Linked DNA regions of Homo sapiens: regions 1, 2, 4, 5 and 6 are each linked to region 3. Evidence: chromatin contacts called from ENCODE Hi-C data. All regions are on one chromosome and are shown on one strand. The core of a region is the stretch at or near the end of the contact, and the rest is flanking DNA. Distances in the headings are between cores, read along the strand shown.

What was found. Hi-C counts contacts between places; a loop is a spot of excess contacts on that map. Pooled maps may share reads with other maps.
Region 1: a pooled map shows a loop between it and region 3 (12-fold over the local background). The contact joins the promoter of ZNF565 here to the promoter of ZNF230-DT in region 3. A Hi-C loop is called at or near these places in 7 of 50 pooled maps.
Region 2: a pooled map shows a loop between it and region 3 (12-fold over the local background). The contact joins the promoter of ZNF568 here to the promoter of ZNF230-DT in region 3. A Hi-C loop is called at or near these places in 6 of 50 pooled maps.
Region 4: a pooled map shows a loop between it and region 3 (8-fold over the local background). The contact joins the promoter of ZNF585A here to the promoter of ZNF230-DT in region 3. A Hi-C loop is called at or near these places in 5 of 50 pooled maps.
Region 5: a loop to region 3 is called in a pooled map, with 13 times the contacts of the local background. The contact joins the promoter of ZNF420 here to the promoter of ZNF230-DT in region 3. A Hi-C loop is called at or near these places in 7 of 50 pooled maps.
Region 6: a loop to region 3 is called in a pooled map, with 11 times the contacts of the local background. The contact joins the promoter of ZNF790 here to the promoter of ZNF230-DT in region 3. A Hi-C loop is called at or near these places in 4 of 50 pooled maps.

What each region holds. Positions count from the first base shown.
Region 1 is chr19:36,213,185-36,217,987 of GRCh38, forward strand. ZNF565 (zinc finger protein 565) reads right to left here and starts at 1,481. Exons shown (of 5, transcript NM_152477.5): 1 at 1,438-1,481. ZNF146 (zinc finger protein 146) reads left to right here and starts at 1,922. Exons shown (of 4, transcript NM_007145.3): 1 at 1,922-2,012. RefSeq lists enhancers at 1,436-1,865, 1,976-2,165.
Region 2 is chr19:36,913,249-36,917,590 of GRCh38, forward strand. ZNF568 (zinc finger protein 568) reads left to right here and starts at 3,084. Exons shown (of 7, transcript NM_198539.4): 1 at 3,084-3,343; 2 at 4,331-4,342. ZNF829 (zinc finger protein 829) reads right to left here and starts at 3,043. Exons shown (of 6, transcript NM_001037232.4): 1 at 2,763-3,043; 2 at 1,882-2,003; 3 at 1,717-1,774. The coding sequence starts at 1,919. RefSeq lists enhancers at 2,679-2,728, 2,789-3,168.
Region 3 is chr19:44,001,269-44,005,831 of GRCh38, forward strand. ZNF230-DT (ZNF230 divergent transcript) reads right to left here and starts at 1,602. Exons shown (of 3, transcript NR_110727.1): 1 at 997-1,602. ZNF230 (zinc finger protein 230) reads left to right here and starts at 1,689. Exons shown (of 5, transcript NM_006300.4): 1 at 1,689-1,839. RefSeq lists an enhancer at 1,452-1,961.
Region 4 is chr19:37,171,162-37,175,807 of GRCh38, forward strand. ZNF585A (zinc finger protein 585A) reads right to left here and starts at 1,534. Exons shown (of 5, transcript NM_001288800.2): 1 at 1,466-1,534. RefSeq lists enhancers at 1,435-1,624, 1,466-1,760.
Region 5 is chr19:37,075,294-37,080,247 of GRCh38, forward strand. ZNF420 (zinc finger protein 420) reads left to right here and starts at 3,140. Exons shown (of 5, transcript NM_144689.5): 1 at 3,140-3,277. It overlaps LOC105372390 (a long non-coding RNA gene), which reads right to left and starts at 2,904. Exons shown (of 2, transcript XR_001754095.2): 1 at 2,805-2,904; 2 at 1-1,012. RefSeq lists a silencer at 2,596-2,885 and an enhancer at 2,976-3,215.
Region 6 is chr19:36,836,179-36,841,041 of GRCh38, forward strand. It overlaps ZNF790 (zinc finger protein 790), which reads right to left and starts at 2,209. Exons shown (of 5, transcript NM_206894.4): 1 at 2,159-2,209.

The DNA.
Region 1 (4,803 bases), core at 231-2,730, 7.8 Mb before region 3:
AGTGTCACACAAACATAACCACACATCCACTCTTTTATTTTTTTGAGACAGGGTCTCGCTCTGTCACCTAGACTGGAATGCAGTGGTTCAAACACGGCTCACTGCAGCCTTGACCTCTCAAGCTCGAGATCCTCCCACCTCAGCTTCCCGGGTAGCTGGGACCACAGGTGTGGGCCACCACACTCAGATAATTTTTAATTTTTTGTTTGTTTGTTTTTGAGACGAAGTCTCGCTCTTGTCCCCCAGGCTGGAGTGCGATGGCGCGATCTCGGCTCACTGCAACCTCTGCCTCCTGGGTTCAAGCGATTCTCCTGCCTCAGCCCCCTGAGCAGCTGGGATTACAGGCACCTGCCACCACGCCCAGCTAATTTTTGTATTTTTAGTAGAGACAGGGTTTTATCGTGTTGGCCAGGCTGGTCTAGAACTCCTGACCTCAGGTGATCCACCCGCCTCGGCCTCCCAAAGTGCTGGGATTACAGGTGTGAGCCACCGTGCCAGCCATTAATTTTTTTTTTTTTTTTTTGTACAGGCCAGGCTGGTCTCGAACTCCTGGGCTCAAGTGATCCTCCCACCTCGGCCTCCCAAAGGGCTGATGTGAGCCACCACACCCGGCCCTACATCCACTCCTGAGACACAGGACACAATCACAGACACCTCTATACCTTTCCAGTCACAATATCTTTCCAGTCACAATCACACACCCGCTAAGACACACCCAGTCACACAATCTACTCTCCACTGTGATACAGTTACTCCCGTATAGTCACAAGCCCCACACACCAACACCCACAAATGCCTCATATAGTCACAGTCACACACCCACTCAGGGGACACACGCCATCACTGGTACTTTACGGCACCCAGTCACAACTGAACTTTCACTGTGGACATACACACAGTCACACTCACACAAGCAACCCACACAAGCAGTGGCACCCCACTCCCGCATACACAGCACCACACACATACACACAAACACACACACCAAGGGATACAGGAATACACAAGCGGCGTCACCACACAGTCACAGGCACAGGCAATTGCACACGGCCACAGTGTCACACAACCAAAACCACGCACACACCTTGGAGACATGAATCACAACCGCACACCCGCAGTGGTCACACAGTCACAACTGTACTCACACCCCAGGAACAGGGCGAACAGGCCACATATACAACGGGGACACACGCAGTATCACCCCCGGTCACAAGGACCCTGCACCCCGATACTCTCTATCACACATGGTTACACAAAAACCACCAGACACCCTGGAGACAGGCGGTTACACGTGCACAGTTGCAGACACCCACACCCAGCCACACAGCCACAAAGACACATTCAGAACGGCGCATCCGCAGCCAGCTCCCGCCTGCGCGCACAGATTCGAGGCTCCGGACACGCCCCGGCCCCGCCCAGGACTCCCAGACCCCTCACCTTCTGCCTCCCCTGGTCGCGTCCGGGTCCTTGCGGAGCTAACTAGCTCGCCACGACGTCAAGAACGACGTAACGTCAGGCCGCTGTGGGCTCTGGGAATTGTAGTCCAGAGCTAGATCGGCCACGGACAGAATGGCGTTCTCTTATCTCTGAGTCGGGGCCTGGCTCGTTTTGACATTTTTGCGCCCACGAGTCTTCGGAGAGGGCGTCGCCACTCCAGACCTTCCAGCAAGCTTGAAGTCATCTGACGCTAAAGGACTACTTACCTCAAGAGCTCCATCGTCACAGAAGGAGGCGGCCAAGTTCGCGGGGGGAGGGGAGGAGACAGAGAGTCGACCAGTAAAGCCTCAAGGGAAATGTAGTCCAAGGCCTGAGAAGCGACGTTGCTGGTAATAGAAGGTAATTCAGTACCAGCCTGGGCCTGGCCGCGGTGACCGAGGCGGGCCGCGTCGCGGAGACTTCTGGGAGTGCTTCCTCGCTCTCCGAGTGCGCAAGCGCAGCGCACCGAGTGGACATTTTGGTCTTTGTCCGCGGGTCAGTACGGCCCCTGGGTCCACGTGGCGCGAAAGTAGGAGGTGGGATCTGGGCGTCTCGGGTCGGTCGGACCGGGGAGGTTAAAGGGGAGGATTCCTGATCTTTAGGGGCGCGGCGCGAGGGCAGGGAGTGGGTGTAAGAGCTTCTGGCCTACGTGCGGGGCGGAGATGGGGGCCTCTGAGGCGGGTTTGAGCGAGTGTGACCGAGTTTGTCCTCAAAGTTTGACCTGATGTTTGGGATTGTTGAGTGAATGTGAAACTGGGTGCGGGATTGTGTGTGATTGTGCCTAAGAGGGAGATGTAGGAGACCAGCATTGAGGTATAACGTTTGAGCTGCACTTCCCTTGTCGAAAGTGCTGATAATTATAACGGTGCCATCTTCCTGGAGCGTCTTTTTTACTTGAAAATTGAAGGGGTGGAAAAGCTAAGTGGTGAATAATTTTAAAACGAGTTTTTATATAAAAGCATTTCTTTTTAATTGGAGTGGCATGCAAATCACCGTGACTTTTTTTTTTAATTAAACGAGAGTGTTTCGAAGGAACTTTAGTTTCGGGGTGCCTACTTCAGACTATTCAAATCCCCATCTTTGGGGTACTTAAATAGGGCTGTTAAGCAAAGCCCTAGACTAAACAGCATTGTACGCTTTGAGAAGCAATCCCATATAACGGCGCCCAGGATGAGGGAGTCAACGGTTTTAGGTTAGGCACAGTTATCCTCATTTTTTGAAGAAAGCTTAATTGTTGCAGTGTTTATCTATGAGTCTGGACTAAATCCTAGGTGTCTTAATTCCTTAATGAGTCGAGGCGTTCTCAGGTTGTATGGATTTTGTGAAGTAATGGAGAATGCTACTGACGTCTCCAAAGATGCGTTTTCTAAGGAAATCACCCCGCCCCCGCTGTCGTCATTGACATAGTTTTAAATTACAAAAAGTTAAATAAAGTAATTGGGTACCAAGTTAATATCTATAAATAAATAGCCTTCTAATTTACAAATATCAGTTAGAATACATAGTTGAAGAAAACTAATATTTACAATAGCAGTAAAAAGATAAAGTATTGTGGAAGAAACTTAAAGGTTCAGAACTATTAGGAAAGAACTTTAAAATACTACTAAGGGGCATAACAAATGTGAACAAATAAATATACCATGTGACATTAAGAAGTGTGCGCAAACTTAAGTGAATGTATTAATTTACTGTGATCTTGGTCGGGTGCGGTGGCTCATGCCTGTAATCCTAGCACTTTGGGAGGCCGAGATGGGTGGATTACCTGAGATCAGGAGTTCGAGAGGAGCCTGGCCAACATGGTGAAACCCTGTCTCTACTAAAAAAAAATAAAATAAAAAAATACAAAAATTAGCCGGGCGTGGTGGCGGGCGCCTGTAATCTGAGCTACCGCGGAGGCTGAGGCAGGAAAATCGCTTGAACCTGGGAGGCGGAGGTTGCAGTGAGCCCAGATCTCGCCACTGCACTCCAGCCTGGACAAGAGCGAGATTCCGTCTCAATAATAGTAATAATGTGATCCTAATAAAAGTATGGACAGGCTTTTCTCTTTTGGAACTAGGGGAACTGATCCTAGACTTACTATGGAAAGAGACAAGCTGCAAGAGCCAGTACAGACTGAGAAAGAAAAGGCGTTGAGGTGTGGGGAGATGGGGACCCAACACATTTTAAATATAAAGCCTCAGGCCGGGCTTGGTGGCTCACACCTGTGAGCCAAGGCAGGAGGATGGCTAGAGTCCAGGAGTTAGAGACCAGCTTGGGCGACATAGTGAGATCTCCCGTAGTCCTAGCTGCTTGGGAGGCTGAGGTGGGAGGATCACTTGAGCCTAGGAGGTCAAGGCTGCAGTGAGCAGAGATCCTGGCGACAGCATTCCAGCTTGGTGGACAGCCAGTCCCTGTCTTTTTTTTTTTTTTTTTTTTTTTTTGAGATGGAGTCTCTCTCTCTTGCCCAGTCTAGAGTGCAGTGGCCCAATCTCTGCTCCCTGCAACCTCTGCCCCCCAGGTTCAAGCGATTCTCTTGGCTCAGCCTCCCGAGTAGCTGGGATTAGTTGCCTGCCACCACACCCGGCTACTTTTTTTGTATTTTTAGTAGAGACAGGGTTTTACCATGTTGGCCAGGCTGGTCTTGAACTCTTGACCTCAAGTGATCGGCCCGCCTCGGCTTCCCAAAGTGCTAGGATTACAGGCATGAACCACGGTGCCTGGCCGACCCTGTCTTAAGAAAGAAAGAAAGGAGAGAGAGAGAAGAAAGAAAAGAAAAACAGTTCATGCCCATCAGTGGGAGATTGGTGTACATCGATACAACAAAATAATACATAGCTGTACAAAAGAATGAGGAGGAAGCTCTTTATATACTGAGACAGAAATAACTTCAAAATGTATTGTTAACTGAGAGAAAGCAAGGTGCAGAATGTAGAGTATGATACACGATGCATTTGGAATAAGAAAAGGGGTAATAAGAATATGTATTTATAATCCCAGCACTTTGGGAGGCCAACGCAGGCGGATCACCTGAGGTCAGGAGTTTGAGACCAGCGTGACCAACATGGAGAAACCCCGTCTCTACTAAAAATACAAAATTAGCCAGGCGTGGCGGCACATGCCTGTTAATCCCAGCTACTTGGGAGGCTGAGGCAAGATAATTGCTTGAACCCGGGAGGCGGAGGTTGCAGTGAACAGAGATTGCGCCATTGCACTCCAACCTGGGCAACGAGAGTGAAACTCCATCTCAAAAAAAAAAAAAAAAATTCAAAAGATACATACGAAATAATAAAACTGGCTGTTGGGGTGGGGGTACTGGAATAGACAGGGCAAAGGCTTTGTATTTTTAGT
Region 2 (4,342 bases), core at 1,834-4,333, 7.1 Mb before region 3:
ATCTGTACCAAACACATACAATTTAAAAATTGAGAGTAGGCCCACTCAGAGTTCCAAATTTACACCTTGAGAAAACATTGTCACTATTCTGAGTCCTCTATCCTAGTATGTATCCTCTAATTTTCAGATAAAATGATTACCTGGTGAATGGATAACCTTACAATTTAGTGAGTTCCCCAAGATTAGAAGTGTTGAAACACAAACTGAATAAAGATATTTTTATTATTACTTGGAGGAAGAATCCAAAAACTCTGTAATTGCCTGCCATGCCCACTGCCCCCTCCTGAGATGAGGCAAGGTTCTTTTGTTTGCTTTGATTTCAGCTATAAGTATCAACTCTAAAAACCAAAAAGAGATAAGACACAGAAAAGAAGAAGAAATTCTAACATATGTTTAGTTAGAACCTGAGAAGGAAAGGGGGAGAGAATGATACGGGGGCTTTTTGAAGGTATAATGACTGAAGATTTTCCTGAACTAATAATAGATATCCATCCATAAATTTTAAAACTCTACAAATCCCAAGCAGACAAATAAAACACATTTATATATCTTACACTAAAATTACAGAAAGCCAAAAACAAAACAGTCAGAGGAAGACAAGGCAGATTACCATCAAGGGAGACGAGCTAATCAAGACTGTATGATACTGGCACAGGAATATAAAAAATCAGTGGAAGAGAATAAAGAGTTCATAAACATACCCATGCACATATAGACACTAGGTATATTTGAAGACCAATGAGAACACAATAGACCTTCCAATATATGGTATTGATAAACTGGGTATTAATAAGGAGGGGGGAATCTGACTCTTACCTCATAACATATACAAAAACCAGTTGCAACTATATAAAATATCTAAACATGAAAGTGAAACTTATGGCTTTAAGCATAAATATAGGAGAGTATCTGCATGACCTTGGGACAGGGAAGGATTTATTTAAAAAGATACAAAAAGCACTAACCATAAAGAAAAAATATTGATAAACTCAGCTTTTTAAAAATTAGAACTTATCATAAAATCATCTTACAGGAAATGATGAAATAGTCCAAATAGTAGGAAAACAATCAATAAAGGACTGAGATCCAGATTACATAAATAACTCATACGAATCAATAAGAGCTATTCCAAGAGAAAAATGAGTAAAGATTTGAACTGACATGTCACAAAAGATGACTAAAAACCAATAAACATATGGAATATGTTCAATTTTATTATTAATCACGGAAACCCAAATTCAAACCTGTGGGGGTGGGCGGGTATAAGTACAGATATATATTCAAATGAGGATTTAAAAGTCTGGCATGTCTGATTTGTATATCATAGTTTTTGCAAACATCAAAAATGTATTTCCCAAGACCATTTGATGACATGGGAGAATATTTCTGACACTTCTTTTTGCAAAAATGTAGAACATCAAATGGTAAATGAAATAAAATTTGGTTTTTGACAAATAATGAAAATACATTAAAATATTAACCCTAGTTATCTGAGTGGCTAAATTTTATTTTTTCTTGGTAATGCTGTGTTTTTGAGATCTCTAAATTAATCATCCTTTTATTTTTAAATCAGAATAAATATTTGAGAAGAAAATTCAGCAAGCATAAGTGGAGCAACCATCCTTTTCTGTGATGGGAAAATTATAGGGACCTATAATTAAATGACATTCCTTTAAGCAAGAATTTTCAGAAGAAAAAGAGGAAACCCCAACACACCTTGGATACTGCTTGTAGAAGTTCATCATGCATTCTTTCCTCCTCTTCTGGGTGACACCTGGAGAAAGGTAAAATTGGGAGAGGGAAGAGTAACTGTGAGACACCAGGTTTTTCTTGGTACCCAGATTAGTCAAGTAAGAGTTCTTCCCCAGCCCCATTACCCACCACACATGAGGAATGGAGATCAGAGGAGAATGGGGCATTCTGTCCAATTCCAGTGGCTCAGGGGAAAGGTTGTGTTCACTGCTGTCCAGGGTTGGAATCTGACCAGACCTCAGAGAGGTTTCCTAGAGACAGAGTTCTGGAGTCACAATCGCATAGTTGACAGGACCCCATACTCATACACAGAATGCCACATACATTTAGGGACAGTCACACTTAAGGCGACATGCACGTCTCACCTGCCCACAAGGAGCCACACACGGCAACACAGTTACAATCACATACACACCATAGGAAACACACAATTACAGCTGCACAATCGTAGGCACCCCACACTGTCGCAGAGTCACAATCACACATCACCACGGGAACACACAGCCACAACCCCCACAGTGACAGGTATCCCATATCCGCACATAAGCCGCAGTGTTATTATCTCCCAGACAATTTCACAACCTCCCCTCTTTTTTTGGGGGGGTGGGGTGGGGTGGGGACAGAGTCTTGCCCTGTCGCCAGGCTGGAGTGCAGTGGTGCGATCTCGGCTCACTGCAACCTCCGCCTCCCGGGTTCAAGTGATTCTCCTGCCTCAGCCTGCGAGTAGCTGGGATTACAGGCGCGCGCCACCATGCCTAGCTAATTTTTGTATTTTTAGTAGAGATGGGGTTTCACCATGTTGGCCAGGATGGTCTCGATCTCTTGACCTCGTGATCCTCCTGCCTCGGCCTCCCAAACACAACCTCCACCTTTCAGGCCGCTCCGCCCGCAGGGGCCCAAGGCGCCAGCTCCCCATCGGTCTTCGGTATCCTCACCTAAGCCCTTTCCAGTCATCCCGGATGGGAACTTGCAGACCTGAGCCAGTTCTCCTGGGGACCAAAATATCTCACCTCCCAGATCTAAGGGTCCCGCCAGGAGTGACGAAACGTTCGAATTCCTGCGAGAAAAGTGGCAGGCCACCAGGCCCTCTGGGAAATGTAGTCCAGAGCGGGACCCACGCCGATTCCTGTCAGCTCCTCGCCTGGGCCCACCCGAAACGGCTGCTCCCTCAACTCTCAACATCCAGCCGAGCCTCGGAGTTGCGGGTCGCCGTAGCGCTGCGCAATGGAGATGAGCCTCCCGGGGAACCCGGCCCAAGCCTCACCCTCACACAGGAAAGCAGATGTGTTCTGGCCGGAAGTTGAGTGGGGCCGCGGGGCCTGCTGGGAGGTGTTGTCCTCGGAAACGTCGCTGGCGCGGAGGGATGGTTCGGCGCTTTAGGCGTCTGTCACAGACCTATCTGCGGGTCGCCTTCACCCAGCATCTCAGAAACTGCGCGCGGGATGAACATTCGGGTGTTTCCGGCAGGTGACGCTGCCGAGTCCCCGCAGCAGGGGGCGAGCAAGGGACTCGCGGTTGACGGGACACGGATCCTCTAAGGCCCAGAGTGTCCCGAGTAGCGGCAGTGGGGAGTGCTCAGGGTACGCTAATGGTGAGTGGTTGCAGTTGATGGGACAAAAAACTGTGATGGGAGTTAGTGTGGGTGTGTGGTTGTGTGTGTGAGTGTGACGGCACGAATAATCTGATGGGGTGATTGTGATATTTGGTTGCGCGGGATTATGATGAAATGTGTGATATGTGTGTGATTATGATTAAGGCTGTAGCGAGTGTGAACGTGGCGAAGTGTGCGTGATTGTAATATGTCTAGTAGTTCTTGTCTTGAGCTGGCTTTTCTGTAGCATTTGGCACAGTTGGTAACGGCTTGAAAAACACTTATTTGTTTTCTACTGATCCTCCCTCCTTGTTGGCCACTCCTCTGTAGTCTTCTTTGCTGTCTTTTTTACCCTAGTAGCCCTTGGCCCTTTGTAATTTTCCACTATTCCTTGGCGAACTTTTCAGGTTCATTATTATCTTATGACTTGCTGCTTTTATGTATGTTAGTTAGCTATTGCCATGATAATAATTATGTCTAAAAACCACCCCTGAACTCAATGCCATACAACAGCAAGTCCTTACTCTCCTGTTCACAGGCTTGCGCATTGACTGTGTTCAGCTGATCTAGGTGGGGCTTGGCTGAGTGGATAGGCTGCGTGACGAGTTAAGATCTGCGCCGCATGTGTTCTTTCAGGGTCTCAGGCCAAAAGGACATTTGTTGCCAGGGCATGCTCTGCTCCTGATGGGTCACCAGAGCGCAAGAGAGATTGCCTCAACCAGAGCAAGTCACATGGCTAAGCCTAAAATCAATTATGCCCACAGTTGGAGAGCAAAGTTACCTCGCAAAGAGTATGAATAATAATCTATTAGAGGGTGTGAGGAATTGGACTAAAATTCCAGTCTACCACCTTAAGAAACATACCTCTTTATCCTGGTGAATGCCTTTTAGTCCGGGTTCTCTTTTGTCTGATAATATTGCTTTTCAAGTTTTATTGTATTTCTTAAGAATTTCATTTTCTAACCCCCTTGTGTCTTTATGTTTCAGATCTGTGTCTTG
Region 3 (4,563 bases), core at 352-2,851:
AGACCCAGAGTGCACGGACCTGGGAAGCAGAAGGGACCTTTGATGCCAAGTGCCCCTAACCTTTTAGGCTCAGTTCCCTGCATGCTACGATTGAGTGTGTCAATACATCTTATCTTTCGGGAAGGCAGAGTAGATCAAGGATACAGCTATAACTGGCATATGAATAGTGATCACTCAATTTTCAGAGAGCGGATGTTTGGCATCAAAAGTTTGGCACAGTCACCTTATTTTTGTGTCTAAACAAAATTTTGAAAAGTTTTTAGTTTAGAAAAATAGGTAAACAGTAGACTCCATTTTTTTTAAAAAGAAGAATATTGGTTTATAGGCCAATGTATGTTTATAGGGAGAAAAAAAGTTACCTTCAAAAGAGCAGGTTTTTAGATGAATTGTTTCCTAATTTAGCTTTATACTGTTATTATTTTTTAACCAATGCCAGTTTTTAAATTGCTAACTATAATAAAGAAATTATGTTTCACCAAGAAATAAGAAGAAACTTAAAAAAAAAAATCTTTAATTATTGAGGTATCTGTTGCCTAGGCTGGAGGGCAGTGGTGGCATCATAGCTCACTGCAGCCTCAATCAAACTCCTGGGCTTCAGCAATCCTCCCACCTCAGCCTCCTGAGTACTTGGAACTTGTAGTCCCAAGATCAGGCCACCATGCCTGGCCAGTTAAAAAAAAATTTTTATAGAGACGAAGTCTCCCTGTATTTCCCTGTCTGGTCTCCAATTCCTGAGCTCAAGGGAACGTCCTGCCCTGGCCTCCCAAAGGGTTGGCATTACAGGTTTGAGCCACTGCGCTTGGCCAGGAAGAAAACTCTTTATAAGACATGCTCCTTCACCTATAGAATCCTCCCGTTTTACTGCATTTACAATCTCAATGTAAGATTGATACCAATGCCTAGCTCTTCATCAGTCATTATTGCTCTGAGGTACTGAGCAATTCACTACATTCGCTGAAATTTGATGTTTCTACATCTAAGGAGAAATATGAATACCATGAAAAGTTTATGGGAAGATAGCTATTCCATGACGACACCGCTTCTCCACTAGTAGCTGTGATCTTAAATGGGGGTGGCTTTTCCTGCCAAACCAGTGGTCCCACAGCTTCTGGAGTAGGGGCTGGTGTCTTCCTGCTCCTCATTGCCCCTGCCAAACCATTCCACCTGGCTCATCCTTTAAACCGTTAGTTTTAACCTCCCATCGTCAGATTATCCTAATCCTTGAAGATTTTATCTCCTCGTTTGTTCTCTTCCCAATAACACTCCTGTCATCGTGGGAGGCGTTTAGACTTCAGGAATTCCTGTCTATACACTATTTTCGCTCAAAGACTCAGGAAGAGAGACGGACGACTCACAGGGTCACAGTCCACATTCCCCACCAGGCGCTCAGAGATATGGAATACGTTCCCGGTGGGCACTGCGGTGTGTGTAGTCAAGGACCACCGCGGAGTCCAACGCTTCCCGCTGAAGAGTGAGATTATAGACATTTTCCTTTGGCATTGGAGGAAGCGGAGTCCAGACACACTCTGAGTCGCGGGCAAGTTGGCTCAGGCGGGTGGACGAGTGAATTCTGGGAACTGTAGTCCATCAACTTCATGGAATGGCGGACCCTTTGGCTCAAGCAGTTGAACCGGGGAATTCTGGGAAGTGGAGTCCAGACGCTCTGTGGAGACGCGAGCACTTCCGGTGTGTGAGCCTGCGGTTGCTACATAACCGCGTAGTTTGAGCCATTTCTGCGTCTGGCGGGTCCTTCTGAACTTGTCACCTTCGCTTGGGGTCGCAACGACCCGATGATCGATGATCCAAGCAAGGGAAAAGAAGCCTTGGCGGAGAGCGGAGGTTTGGTGGGGGCGGGGAATGGGGTTTTTTTCCCGTCCACGGAAGCTTTCTGGGATGGGGGTGCTGTGCTCGCATCCCGGGGGTTGGAATTGGCGGGGTCCTCTGTGCCCTGCTGTGAGCGTTTCCAGGACTTTGACCTCGCTCAGCCTGCCTCTCTCCACCCTACCTGTGCGACCGCTTTCTCGCAGTGTGACGTGGAGTGTTACTCAATGTCCTTATACTTTCCATTGCTGTTTTTGGTAATGGGGACATTAGAACCATCCTAGTAGAATCGTTTTTGGGAACTGAAAGAGATAACGCAAATGAGAACCTTAAAGCAGTCCCTGTCACTTGGTGACTGGTGGTCTCTTGTTAACTTCCCGAAGAGGTCAGGTCCCCGGGTGGAGTCATAGCTTCAGCTGCAGGGGCCCTGGTCCTTCTCCCTAATCCCTGCAGGACGCTGGATGATCCCGGGAGGCCTTCTGACCTCTTTTTAGGAAAGCGAGTTGCGTCCGCTTCCACGAAGGGCGGGGAGCATTTAACTTTTATGGGGGACCGCGATGCAGTCAGGGTATTTCACAACTTTCGCCTTCCCCAGCCTGACCTTTCTAAAAGAGCTGCAGGGAGGGGACTTCTTGGCTACTGAGGGCAAATCTCTATGTGATTGGTCCTTGGCTTTTTTCCTTTATAGAGATGTTCACCCAACCGAGAGTGTGTCCTCGGGAATGGGTGTTGATAATCATTAAGCCGTAATTGGTAACTTCATTCTAAGTGCTTTATACAAATAAATTTAGGCCACACTGTGGCTCTGTGAAGTATTGCTTTTCTTTGTTTTAAAAATGAGAGTGAGACACAGGGTGCATAGCAGCCAACTAGTGAGAGGTAGAGCTGGGGTTGGCACCTAGGCAGTCCAGGTCAGAGCCTGAGTTGATCACCTCTTGGATACATTCTCATTGAGGCAGAGGAACTAGCTGGACTCGTAGGGAAAGCAAGTTAGGACCTGATTGAAAGGACGTTGAGAGCAAGGCTCGTGGGCTTGGACGTCTAGGAATTTTTAAAAATTTCTCAACTATTTTGTTTCATGTTTTCCAAGTATTTCGTACTGTTGTGGAACTGTATCATTGTGGAAAAGTCTGAAATAGGAGAAATGAGAGTAGAAAAAGTTTTTTAATTACCCATGTATCCAAGATGTAAAGGTAGTAACTGTTAAGCTTCTAATTGATTTCTTTTGTCTTTCTTTGTGTCTACTTCTATATTTGTTGATAAACATTTTTTTAAAAATTGTTATATTTTAATGTGTTTTCCCATATGTCTTTTAACTATAGAAAATTTTAAATATTGCTAATAGAGACTAAACTAGTGAGGCTGGTTGTGGTGGCTCATGCCTATAATCCCAGCACTTTGGGAGGCCAAGGCAGGTGGATCACTTGAGGTCAGTAGTTTGAGACCAGCCTGGCCAACATGGTGAAACCCCATCTCTACCAAAAATACAAATATTAGCCGGGCGTGATGGCACGTGCCTGTAGTCCCAGCTACTCTAGAGGCTGAGGCAGGAGAATTGCTTAAACCCGGGAGGTGGAGGTTGCAGTGAGCCAAGATCACGCCACTGCACTCCAGCCTGGGCAACAGAGTGAGACTCAAAAAAAAAAAAAAAAAAAAGAATAAACTAGTGAACTGCCATATTATATAATGCTCAATTTTATTATTCCCATTATCCTTATGACTATTTCCTGATATCTAAAATATTTTTGCTGGGCGCGGTGGCTCACGCCTGTAATCCCAGCACTTTGGGAGGCCGAGGCGGGTGGATCACGAGGTCAGGAGATCGAGACCATCCTGGCCAACATGGTGAAACCCCATCTCTACTAAAAAAAAAAATACAAAAAATTAGCTGGGCATGGTGGCAGGCAGTTGTGGTCCCAGCTACTCCAGAGGCTGAGGCAGGAGAAAGGCGTGAGCCCGGGAGGCGGAGCTTGCAGTGAGCGAGATCGCGCCACTGCACTCCAGCCTGGGCTAGGGAGCGAGACTCTGTCTCAAAAAAAAAAAAATTAAAAACTAAAAACAAAATAAAATATTTTCATCTTTATATCATTTAAAAGCTATAGAAAAGTTGCAAAAATAGTATAAGGAGTTCTCATACTCTATCCAAATTTGCCAATTGTTTACATTTTTCCTGGTTGCTTTGTTGATGACCATCAGCCAAATACCACCAGGAACATAACTAACCAGAGACAGCTGATTATGGCTTTCTGCAGCAAGGAAGCCCACATACCATGGTAAATGTGGGGTGTGTTGGTAAGAGGTATTTAAGAAGGGATGGTATAGGGTTTCACATAACATGCTAGATAATATTAGATATTAAATAATATTGTTATCTATTACATATCAGATCTGTTAAAAGACTACTAGTAGTTGTAGTGTTACTCATTAGATAGTGTTGAATAGCATATTACCTAACATCCTGTTATCTAATCTGTAGTTACATATTTAAATTTGTTCAGTTTTTCATTTAAAGTCCTATGCCAGGCACAGTGGCTCATGCCTGTAATCCCAGCATTTTGGGAGGCAACGGCGGGTGGATCTCCTGAGGTCAGGAGTTCGAGACCAGCCTGGCCAACATGGTGACACCTTGTCTCTACTAAAAATATTTTTAAAAGCCGGGTGTGGTGGCATGCTCCTGTAATCCCTGCTACTTGGGAGGCTAAGGCAAGAGAATCACCTGAACCCAGCAGGCGGAGGTTGCAG
Region 4 (4,646 bases), core at 284-2,783, 6.8 Mb before region 3:
ATTATGTGTATTTGTTAAATCACAAAGACTATTAAAATAAATTTTAGAAGTATACATGTGTATAACACTGTGGTGGGCTGGGAGGGATCTTATTACACGTGAGAGGAAACACAGACTCTGTAACAGAAAAATCAGATACTTTTGATTAGATGATATTTCCTAACTTTATGTTAAAATATACCACAAAAAAAAGTAGGACAAAAGATATGAAAATTCACAGAAAAGGAAACAAATGGCAATTAACCAAATAAGATGCCAACTTTAGTAACTGGAAAATGCATTGGAGCAATTAGATATAATTTTCCCTCAAAATTTTAAAAACTTTTAAAATGCAACAATATCCACTGCTGGAAAAGCATCTGGGAAAATGAGTTATTTTATAAATTGTTGGTATAAGCTTGAATTGTTATATTTTGAGCTACTTAGTCATATCTATAAAGTATTAAAAATGCACATATGCCGGGCGCAGTGGCTCACGCCTGTAATCCCAGCACTCTGGGAGGCGGAGGCAGGTAGATCACCTGAGGTCAGGAGTTTGAGACCAGCCTGGCCAACATGGTGAATCCCCGTCTCTACTAAAAAATACAAAAAATTAGCTGGGCGTGGTGGCGGGTGCCTCTAATCCCAGCTACTCTGGAGGCTGAGGCAGGAGAATCCGTTGAACCCACTAGGCAGAGGTTGCAGTGAGCTGAGATCGCGCCACTGCACTCCAACTTGGGTGACAGAGCGAGACTCCATCTCAAAAAAAAAAAAAGTGCACATAGTTATTCCTAATAATTTCACATATATAAAGCAGAAAAAGAAGGACAAATGGACAAATAACCTTTCCAGAGTTGAGTACTTTACCTTCCTCTGTAATTAAGCAGACAAAATAATCTGTGAGGAGACAGATATATTTTTTGAATATATGCTTAATTAATATCTATAACAATACAATTAGAGAACATAGTACACTGTTTCTATGTAATAGATGTGACATTCATGAAAACTGACCACGAACTAGGTCATAAAGCAATTTTTCAATTTGACCATTAAACAGACATTACTTTAAAAAGGAACTTCTAAATAACTCATGGATCAAAGAAAAAACCACTTAGATTTGAACAATTTTTAATACAAAGATTCACCAAAACTTGAGAATTTTTATATTAAAGAAGACTGAAAATTAAAAAGCTGAACTTTCAACTCAGGTTAGAAAGCAAGCTGATTACAGTCCTCACCGATCACCATAACTGACCCTACAGGCTCTGTCACTGACCACAGACTCCCATCACTGACCCCCAAACCTCAATCACTCATCCCAAAGAGCTCCATCAATGACCTGAGAAATCCGTCACAATCAACAACGGACGCCACAGAACCCCATCACCGAAGCCTGAAACCGCAATCACTAACTCCACAGGCAACCTCGACACCCCCTATTACTGGCTCCACAGAAACCCCAATCGTGATCAACCAAAATCACCTCAAAGATTTATCGGTATTGGAATATGAAAATACTCCTGACACCAGCGGCAAAAAAGCCTTGGAAGACCACTTCCACTTCCGGTCCGACTTCTAGCACCTCCCCTTTGTAGGCTGTTGATATGGCGCATGCTCTGAATAAACTTGGAAGCCAGTTTCCTCGAACAGTCAACAGGGCGCAGACACAGCGCACAGGTTCCGTAATGTGGCGCTGTCCGGCAGAGAACATGGCCGCGCCCTTATGGTGTTTATTCGCGTGGGCCGCCATTTTGAAAGCATATCCATTCCGTAGAGCAGAGGAATTGGCCGCTGGCAGGGTTTCCTAGAGCGAGGCAGGTATAGTTACATAGGATGCTGGAGTGTGACCCTTGTCTGACTAGGCTTCTATTTCGGAGGAGAAAGTTACTGGAAATGTGGGTCTGGTGCTGTATGTTATATTTAGAAAAGCTAAGTTACCTTTCTGAATACAGGACACTGAGGATAATAATTACCAGGGAATAGAGGAGCCAGGGAAAAATCACCAAGTGAAGGGGATCCTGGGAGAAACCACAGGCAGATGATAGGAGGAATCAGGATAGTACAGTCCATTTTTTACAGACGCCATTCAGGGAAAAGGTGGAAAGGTCACTAGGGGAGTCATCTCTTGAGTGAAACCACCCTGAAAGTCTGAGAGACATCTGAATGAGTAGTAGGCTGCAGGAAGAGTGGTACAACTTTTAATGGGAGAAACCGCCTTGGGAAATAGGGTAGAAGTCCAATAGTATTAATACAATCCTCTCCTGGGAGATACCACCAGAGGAGGGAGGAGAAGTCCGGGCGTCCCCTTCTGAAGGGCTGGGTCGGGTGGGAAGGTGAATAGAGATTTGAATCACCCATTACCCTCCACACTAAATACCTCAAGTGCAACTATAGTAGGCAGCAATAATAACAACACTAATAGTCTTTAGTATGGCCAACGTGTTACTAAAAGCACCTAAAGAAGACTGTTTTTATTTACCTTGAAGTTAAAATATAATTAATAACAATCGCCTTACCATGTCAATGAAGCTTTAAGTGCAGTCTCTGACCCTTAGCTTCTCCTCTGTGGAAATTCTGAAACCTCCTTACTCCCCTTTTTGGAGGGTGTGGATGAGGAGTTGTAAAGATACAATTCCTTTCACTTGGTGAACTCCTAAACATGATTCACAGCTCAGCTTCTGACAGGAAGTTCTACCTGAACAGTGGTGGGAAATTACTACCCAATGTGTTCAGTTCCAGCAGGTGGGAAACTTGTTTTCAGGGAATTGAACCTACACTCTGATGTGGGCATGCTGGATGCCTTCAGGCCAGTTATGTCTGTCTCTGGGACTCGGCTTAAAAATATGTTTAGAGAATTAGACTCTGCTGATCTCAGGTTTTCTTTCTTCTCCGAAAGGACGGTCTAAGGAAACATCTGTGGAAGTCCGTTAGTAAACACACAATTTCTACCAAGGGGCTAAGAATTACTGTTGATTTTGTCAGTAATGCAGCTCTGTTAAAAAGAAGATGACTTAACTTTTAGGGATTCGTGTGGAAATATTTATGGGTGGAATAATATTAGCTTTAAAAACTCCACTGAGAAAAAAAAAACTCCACTGAGAAGGGGTATATGGTATTGCAAAAGAAAATGTTGATAAATGTTAAAGCAGAGTGATAAGTAGACAGAACTCATTATAATGTTCTCTTCCATAGTATTTGTGTGAAATTTTCATAGTAAATTTCTAATTTAAAAAGAAAGGAATTAAAAACATTTACAAGGAAACATCAAGAAGACAGCAGGTGTGGTCATAGTGTTAGGGAAGATGAAACCTAGGAGACCCAGAGTGACACCATTTTAAGTTCAGCTCCATCTTGACACTAGCAAGGCACATTCATTGCAAGTCACAACTCATGGTCCTAATGTGTTTACAGCGAAGGAAGCAGCCCTGTAATGCCTGCAAAGACAAACTCCTAGAACAACAGAAAGTCCAGATGTCCAATACCCATAACAATAAATGCTTTCAAGATCATTATAGTTATACTTTGATGTACTTACTAAAATGTCAGGGATAGTTTTCTTTAAATCAATAGAATAATAAATTTTGTCATAATGTCAGGCCACCCACGCATAGGCACAGCTTACTTTAGTCTTTACATAGACAAGACCCCTATATAAGAAAAGCTTAACAGATGTTCCTCCACTTGCTTTCTGAGGACACCCTACTCTGTTGTGGAGTAGCTTTCAATAAACTATCTCTTCTCACTGCACTCTACAACCCACCTGGAATTCTTTCCTGCATGAGATCAAGAACCCTCTCTTGGAGTCTGGATTGAGACCCTTTTATTTCCATAACAATAGTATTATACAAACACAGGCATACCTCAGCGATATTTAGGGTTTGGTTCTAGACCACTACAATAAAGCGAGTCACACAATTTGTTTGGTTTCCTGGTGCGACATACACTGGGGCCTGTTGGGGGTGGGGTGGCGGGAGGGAGAGCATTAGGAAAAATAGCTAATGCATCCTGGGCTTAACACCTAGGTGATGGGTTGACAGGTGCAGCAAACCACCATGGCACACGTTTACCTATGTAACAAACCTGCACATCCTGCACACGTACCCCAGAACTTAAAATAAAAATTAAAGGCTGGGTGCCCGTGGCTCACGCCTCTAATCCCAGCACTTGGGGAGGCCAAGGCAGGCGGATCACGAGGTCAAGAGGTCGAGACCATCCTGGCCAACATTGTGAAACTCTGTCTCTATTAAAAATACAAAAATTAGCTGGGTGTGGCAGTGCACACCTGTAGTTCCAGCTACTCGGGAGTGTGAGGCAGGAGAATCACTTGAACCCGGGAGGCAGAGGTTGCAGTGAGTTGAGATCGCGCCACTGCACTCCAGCCTGGGCGACAGTGCAAGACTCTGTCTCAAAAAAATAAAATTAAAATTAAAAAAGTCTATTTTGAAAAAAATAGAGAAAGAAAACAACATGAGAAAGAAAAAGGAACATTACTACTGAGAGAAAGATTTAAAACTCAAGAGAATTCTAAGGATATTTTGAGAAATCCATTTGAAAATGTAATAAAATAGGAAGTTTCCTAGGAAAACACAGATGAAAATTGCCATGTATAGGAAGAAAATTTGGATAGGCCAAAAACAATAAAAGAAATTGAATTGGTAGCATAT
Region 5 (4,954 bases), core at 1,890-4,389, 6.9 Mb before region 3:
TCTGCAGTCTTCCTAAGGTGTAAGTTTTTCTGGATTTTGTCTGCTTCCACAGTTTAGGTTCCTTGGCTCACTTCCTTGCTCCAAAACCAACGTCTCTATTGACTTTTATATTTTAAAATTAAATTTTAAATATATGAGTGATGCTACCTTGCTAAAAGAGAGAGAGAGGCCGGGCGCGGTAGCTCACGTCTGTCATCCCAGCACTTTGGGAGGCCAAGGTGGGCAAATCACGAGGTCAGGAGTTCGAGACCAGCCTGGCTAAAATGGTGAAACCCTGTCTCCACTAAAAATACAAAAAATTAGCTGGGCGTAGTGGCAGGCGCCTGTAATCCCAGCTACTCGGGAGGCTGAGGCAGGAGAATCACTTGAACCCGGGAAGCGGAGGTTGCAGTGAGCTGAGAGCGCACCACTGCACTCCAGCCCGGGCGACAGAGTGAGACTCTGTCTCAAAACAAAAACAAAAACAAAAACAAACAAACAAACAAAAACAGAGAGAGAGGGAGAGAAATGACCTATAATGCTTAAGTTCCCTTTGACATTTACTTCTCCCCCTTTACCCTAAATCCTCTCTTCTCTCCCTAAAGGTTACCATTAGCAGGAGTTTTGTGTGTATCCCTCTATAAAATATATACTATTTTTATACTAATTATATCACATAGTATTCTAACAAATCCTTCTCAGTTCCTGCAGTCTACGTTTCTGATGGTCTTAACCTTTTTTAGCTTAAAGTACCTCTTTGTGAATCTGAAAAGCTGCCTATACTTTTTTTAAAAAAATCACATATCAACACATATAAAATGTCATAAGTTTAATATACAAGAAGCCCATCCACATGGAATCTATTCATCTCAGGTGAACAACTGTTTTTTACTTTTAAGTGATAGCTTCCTTTTTCTTGCAAGCACTCATCGTAACTATTCAAAAGCCAAAAGTAGTGACCCAGAATCACACAGATGCGGCTCAAGATCAATGCATGCTGTTCAATTTGAAACCAGAATGTGTCTGTCACCTCCTAAAAAAAAAAACAAAACCCAGTATATATCTCCCATATATAATTGGACATAATTCTTTTTTATTTTTATTTTTATTTATTTATTATACTTTAAGTTCTAGGGTACATGTGCACAACGTGCAGGTTTGTTACATATGTATACATGTGCCATGTTGGTGTGCTGCACCTGTTAACTCATCATTTACATTAGATATATCTCCTAATGCTACCCCTCCCCCTACCCCCACTCCCTGACAGGCCCCAGTGTGTGATGTTCCTTACCCTGTGTCCAAGTGTTCTCATTGTTCAATTCCCACCTATGAGTGAGAACATGTGGTGTTTGGTTTTCTGTCCTTGCGATAGTTTGCTAAGAATGATGGTTTCCAGCTTTATCCATGTCCCTATAAAGGACATGAACTCATCCTTTTTTATGGCTGCATAGTATTCCATGATGTATATGTGCCACATTTTCTTAATCCAGTCTATCATTGATGGACATTTGGGTTGGTTCCAAGTCTTTGCTATCGTGAATAGTGCCGCAATAAACATACGTGTGCATGTGAATTGGACATAATTCTTGCCTGACTTTGACCCACTCTAACTCAGTGCAATTTAATTATCTATATTTCACATAGCTATGCCTGATCACACACACAGGTTCATTCCCTCAAGAATTCTGATCACCAAATTTGCTATTCCAGTCACATTACCGGTAAGAGATCAATGTATTTGATATATGGTCTTGCAAGACCAAGTTTTATTAATTTTTTTCCCTCTGAAGGAGTGGTGAAATTATACTCTATCTTCTCTGTGCTGGAAGTTCACAAGTTTTTGATTATTCAAAAATCATAAAAGGCCAAGAGGTCTTGAAGTAAGTAAAAATAAGTTCAGGTTTACCAACAAACTCTACAGCCTTAAGTTACTTTCTGCCGGCCAAGGTTTTCTCATCAGAAAATGAGGACAAGTGTTTGACCTAGAATTTGGGAAATCTGACTAGTGCTGTACTGTGCTAAAATTCACTCTTCTTATGTATAACGTTGTTTTATTATTTTATTAGTTGATGGCCTCTCAACCGTACCCAGTAATAAGAGAAACTTTACCCTCTAATTAGAAAATAATGGATATCTACTTTTGGCCTGCTGTGGCAGAGGAAAAGGCAGTTACCCTAGGACTGGTTTTGAAATAATCTTTCTAAAAACAAAGAAAAAACTACGTTAATTTTGGATTCTTCCCGATAACACATATATTTGATCCAATAGAAAAATGATGTCTAAATTACTTGTCAGATAAATTGATTATCTTTTCCAGATTATTACATTACTATTTAAGGAAGAAATAACTTGGCCATAGTATTTTCACTGTCACACACGATCACACACAGCTCATTTGCTCTTGGCACCCTTACAGACACTGAAATACAAGCACAAAGAAAGCACGTTTATATAACACAGATCACCAGTTACTCAATTACGGCCACACACAAAAAAGCAGATATACATACAGATACCCTTCATAAGCAAACCACAATAGAGATCTGTGTAAAATCGTCTTACTCTGTTAGACGATTCTACACAGTTATAAAATCCCATTACTACGCAGCTTAAAGTACAAATCACCTCACACCCCACAGCAGGAAGAATCACACACAGGCAGAAACACAACCATACACACCCGGCCACGGAAAGACTCTCAGTCCACCTGGCATCTCCCATTGTCACACACACCCCAAGGGCCTGGGAGGGCACACACAGGGTCCTCTGCAAATCCGAGGTTCCGGCGGGTCCCCGCACCGGCCCCAGCTCCTCCCCCGCACCTGCCTGGCCGGCGGGTCCCACCCTCTCTCCTGCCAGGGGTAGACCCTGGGACCACTCAGCTCGCTCTCGCAGGCCCTGAGCGTCTGACGCCTGCGCACTGAGCGCGGGCGGGCGGGCACTCCCAGAAACCTCCGGGGCGCTGCAGGCGGGACAAGCAGGTTCCACAGGCCGAGCCCACGAGCCCCTCGAGGGGTGAGCGGCCCGGGCCTCCTGGCGTTCTGGCCGGCTAGCCAAGCGCTGGACTACATTTCCCAGAGGCACGGCGTCCGGAGCGCTGGACTACATTTCCCAGAGGCACCGCTCCCGGAGCGTAGCTTCATTTCCGTTAGTTTGCGAGATTTGGAGGCCTCGCGTGGGGAGAGGGCCGCGTCTGTGGAGGAGCTTGGCTCCGCACCTGCTGGGCTGGCGAACCCGAAATTGGGCTTGGAACCCGGGAGCCAGATCTTGGACCCTGAACTGCACCTCTGTCAAGGTAGGAGTGTCCGGGATGCCGGAGCGGACACGCGCGGAGAAAGCGTCGCTGGGGTTACTCGTGTGGCCGTGTCTCCGGTTTTGTGTGCAGGCTACAGCCTGCCTGGTATTGGCGACTGCCTGTGCATACACGACTGGACGTGTGTGGCTGTGGTTTTGTGTATGAGCATTTGTATGAGTGTGAGTTGTGACTCTGAGGGTGTTTGTGACTGTTTGCTTACCTGGCTGGGATATACTTATGTGACTGTGATTTTATGTGTGCCGCGTGTATAATTGGGGTTTGCCTGTGACTATGAAGTGTGTGACAGTTGTGACAAGAGTGTTTGGATGTTCTTGTGTCACTTTGAGGTTGTGTGTAAACCTGATATCGTGGGATGGATTTGCCAGTAAATTTAAGGTGTGTGACAGTGTTGCTGTGACACGGTGTTTATTACCGCGTGTTTCCCTGATTTCGTACTGGGTTGGGTGACTGTCTGATTGTGTGTGACTGTGGGGTTGTGTGTGCTGTTTTCATGACTGTGTAAAGAGACTAAAATTGCAGCTTTGAAAGGGTGTTTTTGGCGGTATGTGTCTCTGACAAGGTGCTTGGATGTAATTATATGCCTTGTACTTAATGGGATTTTGTTTGAGACAAGGTGGTCTAACAATGTAGCATAATTGGGTGATTGTGCCTCTAGCTGTGTAACTGTGGAAATGTGATTATGTGTGACTTTATGTGGCCATTTGTATATTCTGTGACCTTATGGGGGTTTAGTCCAGTACAGAAGTAAATTTCTTTTTGGTATTTCTGGGGTTCATTTGGGGCTGAGGTCTGCCTATGGATTGTGAGTCCCATGTGGCTCTGTGCTCCTCCCATGTGGCTCTGAGGACTTAAGGACTTTTTGATTTGACCACAGTGGCTGCCCTTTCATCCATGGCCTGTATTGCTTCATTTCTGTATCCATCCTCGGTTCACCTTGGGAAATGTAGTTACTTACGAGTTCACGACTTCTTCCCTGCGTCCTCTTGCCTTATAGCCTTAAGGGGATTGGGTGCAGGGAAGTGGCAAGAAGTAAGGAAGTCAGACATTTGGACACCTGAGTGATGAATAGGAGTTATTTGCAAGTTACAGACCTGGTCTTAGGATGAGAATTTTAGGGCTGATAATACCTTCAAGACAGCCACTGGATGCTGTGCGCGGTGGCTCACATCTGTAATCCCAGCGCTTTGGGAGGCAGAGGCGGGTGGATTACCTGAGGTCATGGTTTCACCATGACCTCTACTAAAAATACAAAATTAGCTGGGCGTGGTGGCGCATGCCTGTAATCCCAGCTACTTAGGAGGCTGAGGCAGGAGAATTGCTTGAACCCGGGAGGCGGAGGTTGCAGTGAGCCAAGATCAAGCCACTGCACTCCAGCCTGGGCAACAAGAGTGAAACTCATTCTCTAAATAAATAAATAAATAGGCCACTGGAAATATAATGGGACTCCAGGAGTGGGAATAGTTTCAGAGGGAGTGCTTTAGGAGACAGCCACCCAGTTCTGAACCTGAAGCACCCCACTGCAGGACTGTCTCCAGTGTACAGCTTTGAATACAGAAATAAATTCAAGCCCAAGACAGCTGTGACCTGGCCCTTCTTTCTGATACAGAAGGTAGAAGACTTATTCTAGTCTCCTCCTGACTTTTCTTTATGTTAAAT
Region 6 (4,863 bases), core at 959-3,458, 7.2 Mb before region 3:
CAGAAGAAACAGGATATACTAGGCCCCTGCTTGGATAGATGATGCCTGCTTGTCAGCCTCCCGCTTTCTCCCTTTCCCCCACTTAGTTGCCTTCACCCAAACCAAAGAAGTTTAGTCTAAGATGAAAGTTTGCTAGCCTGCAAAATAGCTCATTTTGTCTGCTTTTATCAGCCTGCCCAGCTGCTTAGGTCATAAGTCAACTATTGAAGAGACCTTGAGCTAACTAGGATTGCAGTGCATTGTGGGCCGCAACCAAATGCAGCAAGACAAGCCTAAAAAAAAAACACACACACACACCGGCTGGGCGCGGTGGCTCACGCCTGTAATCCCAGCAGTTTGGAAGGCCGAGGCGGGCGGATCACAAAGTCAAGAGATCGAGACCATCCTGGCCGACACGGTGAAACCCCATCTCTACTAAAAATAGAAAAGTTAGCTGGGCGTGGTGGCACGCACCTGTAGTCCCAGCTACTCGGGAGGCTGAGGCAGGAGAATCCACTTGAACCTGGGAGGCGGAGGTTGCAGTGAGCCGTGATTGCACCACTGCACTCCAGCCTGGTGACAGAACAAGACTCTGTCTCACAAAAATCAAAAAACAAAACACCTGAAGCCCCTACCCAACAATCAATAGGCAACATCCGGGAAGATTGTGACCCCATAGTTATCAGCCTATGAGGAACCAGGGGAGGAACCTGTGCACTAGGGGATAAATTGCTTGTTGAAACTGTTGGGTGTGCCTATCAGACACTGATCTTGCAAGACCATCATTAAAAGTCTCACTTTTGCTGTTCTCCGGGTCTCTGAGTCCATTCTTTGGGACGGGTAAGTTTGTTTCTCACACTCAAGAAATCATCTTTCACTATCCCACGCTATCTCTCCAAAACTGACTTGAATCCAACCAGAATAAATGTCAATCCAACCTTGTATTTATATTTATCTACTATAAGAAGTCCCAGAATTTCTAGTCAACTGTCTTTTCGGACATTGTATACCATCAAGTCTCATTTGTCCCCTTTTCTCATTCTTCCCAACTTTCAACACTTTTCCTGTATGCCTTCATAATGGAATTCATAATTCATTAACAACCAACTCCTCTTTTATCTTCAACCACTTCCTTGAACACGCCCTAACATTCTGAGTCTAACAGAAACTAGGCTGTATCTGGAGGACTCTGCAGCCCTCTCAACATTTCCCCAGCTACAGCCTCTTACCAGTGGGTCTGAAAATGGAACAGATGGCCGGCCTCCTTGTTGTTCACTACCTTCAGACCTTTCTTCCTCCCTCCACAAACTCTAGTTTTGAATTTCCTGCCATGAGATTGTATATAACTCACCACATCTCACTTTTGTTGACCTCTACCAAACACAGGGTATTTTCCCCCTATATCTGAAATCTTCAGCTCATGGTTTACTCTCTGCAGCGCGATTACCCTTTTCTATTTTTTTTAATTCTTGCATTTTTAACTACACCCACACAGATGAGCCTTGTTTACTTACCCTTGCCTGGACTTTTCCCCCCTCTCGTGGCTCATTTCCAACAACATGTTGATGGGTGGTTGTTCCCCAGCCGTCTTCCCCAGCCCTCTACCCCAACCTGCTGCTCCATTTCTCTGCTCTAATTTACGGAGAAACTCTTGAACTATGTTGTCTACACTGTGTCCCATTCTTCTCCCCTCCTTCTAGGTTGCCCCCACTCCAATCCAGCTACGGGCCAGCACAAAAACTGCTCCCCACACATTCACGAAGGACTATGCCTGTCACTCAACGCAAAGCTCAATTCTTTGTTTTTGGCCCCATAGCGGCTGCTATCACCACCTTTACGAACGTGGTCACGCACAACGCGACGCAGTCATAATCACGTACATACAGTCACATTTAAATAGTCCATTAGGGTCACACACAGCGCCTGTCAACGTCGTGTGCGCGTGCGCGCACACACACACACACACACACATACACACACACACACACAAGCTCCCGTCGCGGCCCCAGCTCCTGCATCAATTTCACTCTCGCATCCACTGCTCCCATCGCGATCGCTCGCCCCCACGCTCCCTCGCCGGCAAAGCCACCAACTCCAAAGACATTAGCACCTCACTCCCCTCAGCCCCGGCCTCGGGCCCTCCGGAGTCATTCGGCTTCTGTGTCTCGGAATCACTCACCCGGCCCTGCGGTCCCTTGATGGTGGAAGGTTCCGCGATCTTTCTATTAACCCTAAAGGGACAGAGGGCTGACAGGAAGTTGCCCGGGGAACGGTGCACTCTGGGAAATGTAGTCCGGAGCCTGGGCCGTCTTTAACTGCCCCGGACACCGCGGTCACCATTAACGGACCCTGCATTTGAGCCCCATCCCCTCGCTGGGCAAAGACCATCGCCCACACACCGCTCACATCTGCTGCCGAGAGCTTCCAGAATTCCAGGCCGCGTTTAGGAAGCTTCAGCGGAGGCATGCAGGCTGCCCTACCTCTGCAAAAGGCTCCCAGCCCTGGGAACAGGACAGTAAGCCCAGGCCATCTTAGGCTGGAAGTAACCTTGGTCCCGACGGCCCTGGGAAATGTAGTCCAGAGCCTGGAACACTGCAGAAATGCCCCGGGGGGATGGTGCGATGGTTTTCAGTAGGAGCTCGCTGCGTGGGCCTCTGACCTATGTGGCATGGCGGGAAAGTCCTACAAGACTGTGCCAAGCGAGTGGCGAGTCTGTCCCGTCTCTGCCCGAGCCTCGGCCCGGCTGGGTGGACACCTCTTGTCCCACAAGTACCAGCCTGGGATAGAACGAAGGGGAAACGATCCATGGGACACAGCTACATGCCCAGCCCTATAGGGGTACCCTGTCTGGGAATCCATGAGAACTCTTCCTAATACCTTATTCCCATCCTCCAATCGCCCTTAAAGTGTTTGGTTTCAATTAATGTTTATAGTAACATTAGTACTGTTTTGTAAATTCCATTCATGCCATTCTTTTTGCTGAAGTACACACTTGCCAGTTTTCATTTGCTTCTCTTTTAGATGTACATCATTTCAATCTACATCTAAACTTTCTGACAGAGGAGTAATTTTTTTCAGTACTTTCAAACTTATCAGGTAACTAAAATAGTTGTTTCTTTTTTTATTGTGAAACAGAAAATACTTGAAGTGCATAAAATGTGTAAGTTCAGTATAACTCCACACAAGTGTTGGTATCTCAAGAACAAATGCCCATTCTATGTGATCATTTCTCTTTTTGTTTGTTTGTTTGTTGTTTTTTTTGAGACAGGGTCTGGCTTTGTCACCCAGGCTGGAGTACAGTGGCACGATCTAGGCTCTCTGCAACCTCTGCCTCCCTGGCTCAAGTGATCCTCCCACCTCAGCCTCCAGAATAGCTGGGACTACAGGTGTGTGCCATCACACTCAGCTAATTTTTATAGAGACAGGGTCTCGCCATGTTGGCCAGGCTGGTCTCGAACTCCTGGGCTCAAGTGATCCTCCCAAGTAGGCCTCACAAAGTACTGGCATTACAGGCATGAGTCACTGCACATAACCTGTGTGATCATTTCTGATACCCAGCTCCAGCTCCAGCTGATCTTTAGGGTATTAATAATATCTTGGCTCTTTAATAGTTTTAATCTCTCAGCTGGACGCGGTGGCTCACGCCTGTAATCCCAGCACTTTGGGAGGCTGAGGAGGGTGGATCACCTGAGGTCAGGAGTTCGAGACCAGCTTGGCTAACATGGTAAAACCCTGTCTCTACTAATAATACAAAAATTAGCTAGGTGTGGTGGTGCATGCCTGTAATCCCAGCTACTCTGGAGGCTGAGGCAGGAGAATCGCTTGAACCCAGGAGGCAGAGGTTGCAGTGAACCAAGATCACACCACTGCACTCCAGTCTGGGCGACAAGAGCGAAACTCCATCTCAAAAAAAGAAAAAAAAGTTTTAATCTTGCTGTGAAATGTATATAAATGCAATCAAATTGTACAAATTTTCTGTCTTGATTAGTTGTTAAACTCCTAACTGGATTAACCGAAAACCCCATAGTAAAGGCCTTACAGAAGGAAAGGTATGCCCATCCAGCCATCAACATCATTTTCCTGGTACTACTGGCAGGGGACCCCAAGACCAACCACTACACGCCCAAGCTCTGATGATTCACTGGGAGGCTCACAGTGAAGTGATACAAAAGAAAATCAGTAAAGAAAAAAGCGCATGGGGCAAAGTCCAGGGGAAACCAGGTGCACACTGCGAAGGGTTCTTTCCCAGTAAATTTATATGGGATTTATTTGTTCCCCAGCAGTGAGTTGTGACAATACATGTGAGATGTTACCAATCAGGGCAGTTTATTATAGATTCAGTGCCCTATGTTTTTATTGGGGGCTGGTCACATAGGCAGTCTGTGCCTAACACATACCAGAATTTCAAATTCCCAGAAGGAAAGCGGGTGTTTAACATAAACCATACTGTTTGTACAAAAAGTTTAGGCATAGTAAGCCACTTATTAGGAAGGTGGGAACCAATCTGAAATTCAAGTTCTAGATGCAAGCCAAAGACTAACCTCGCATATCAGGCCTTTCTAAGGATAAGTAGTCTCAGACCTGCTATGTTAACTAATTTCTGCTCACTACTGTCCTAAAGATGTATGGTTTTCAGCAACATCAAATTACAAGACACATGAAAAGGCAAGAAAAATCATGACACTCAAGACATAAAAGCAAAAAGCAACAACAAACAAATAGAGGTAGACTCAGGTAGGATCTCCCCAGGAGCTTGAGGCTGCAGTGAACTGTGATTGCACCACTGCACTCTAGCCTGGGCAACAAAGCAAGACCCTACCTCAAAAATTAAAAGAAAAGAAAAAGATATGATGTAGATGTTGGAACTATCTAAAAAGGAATTTA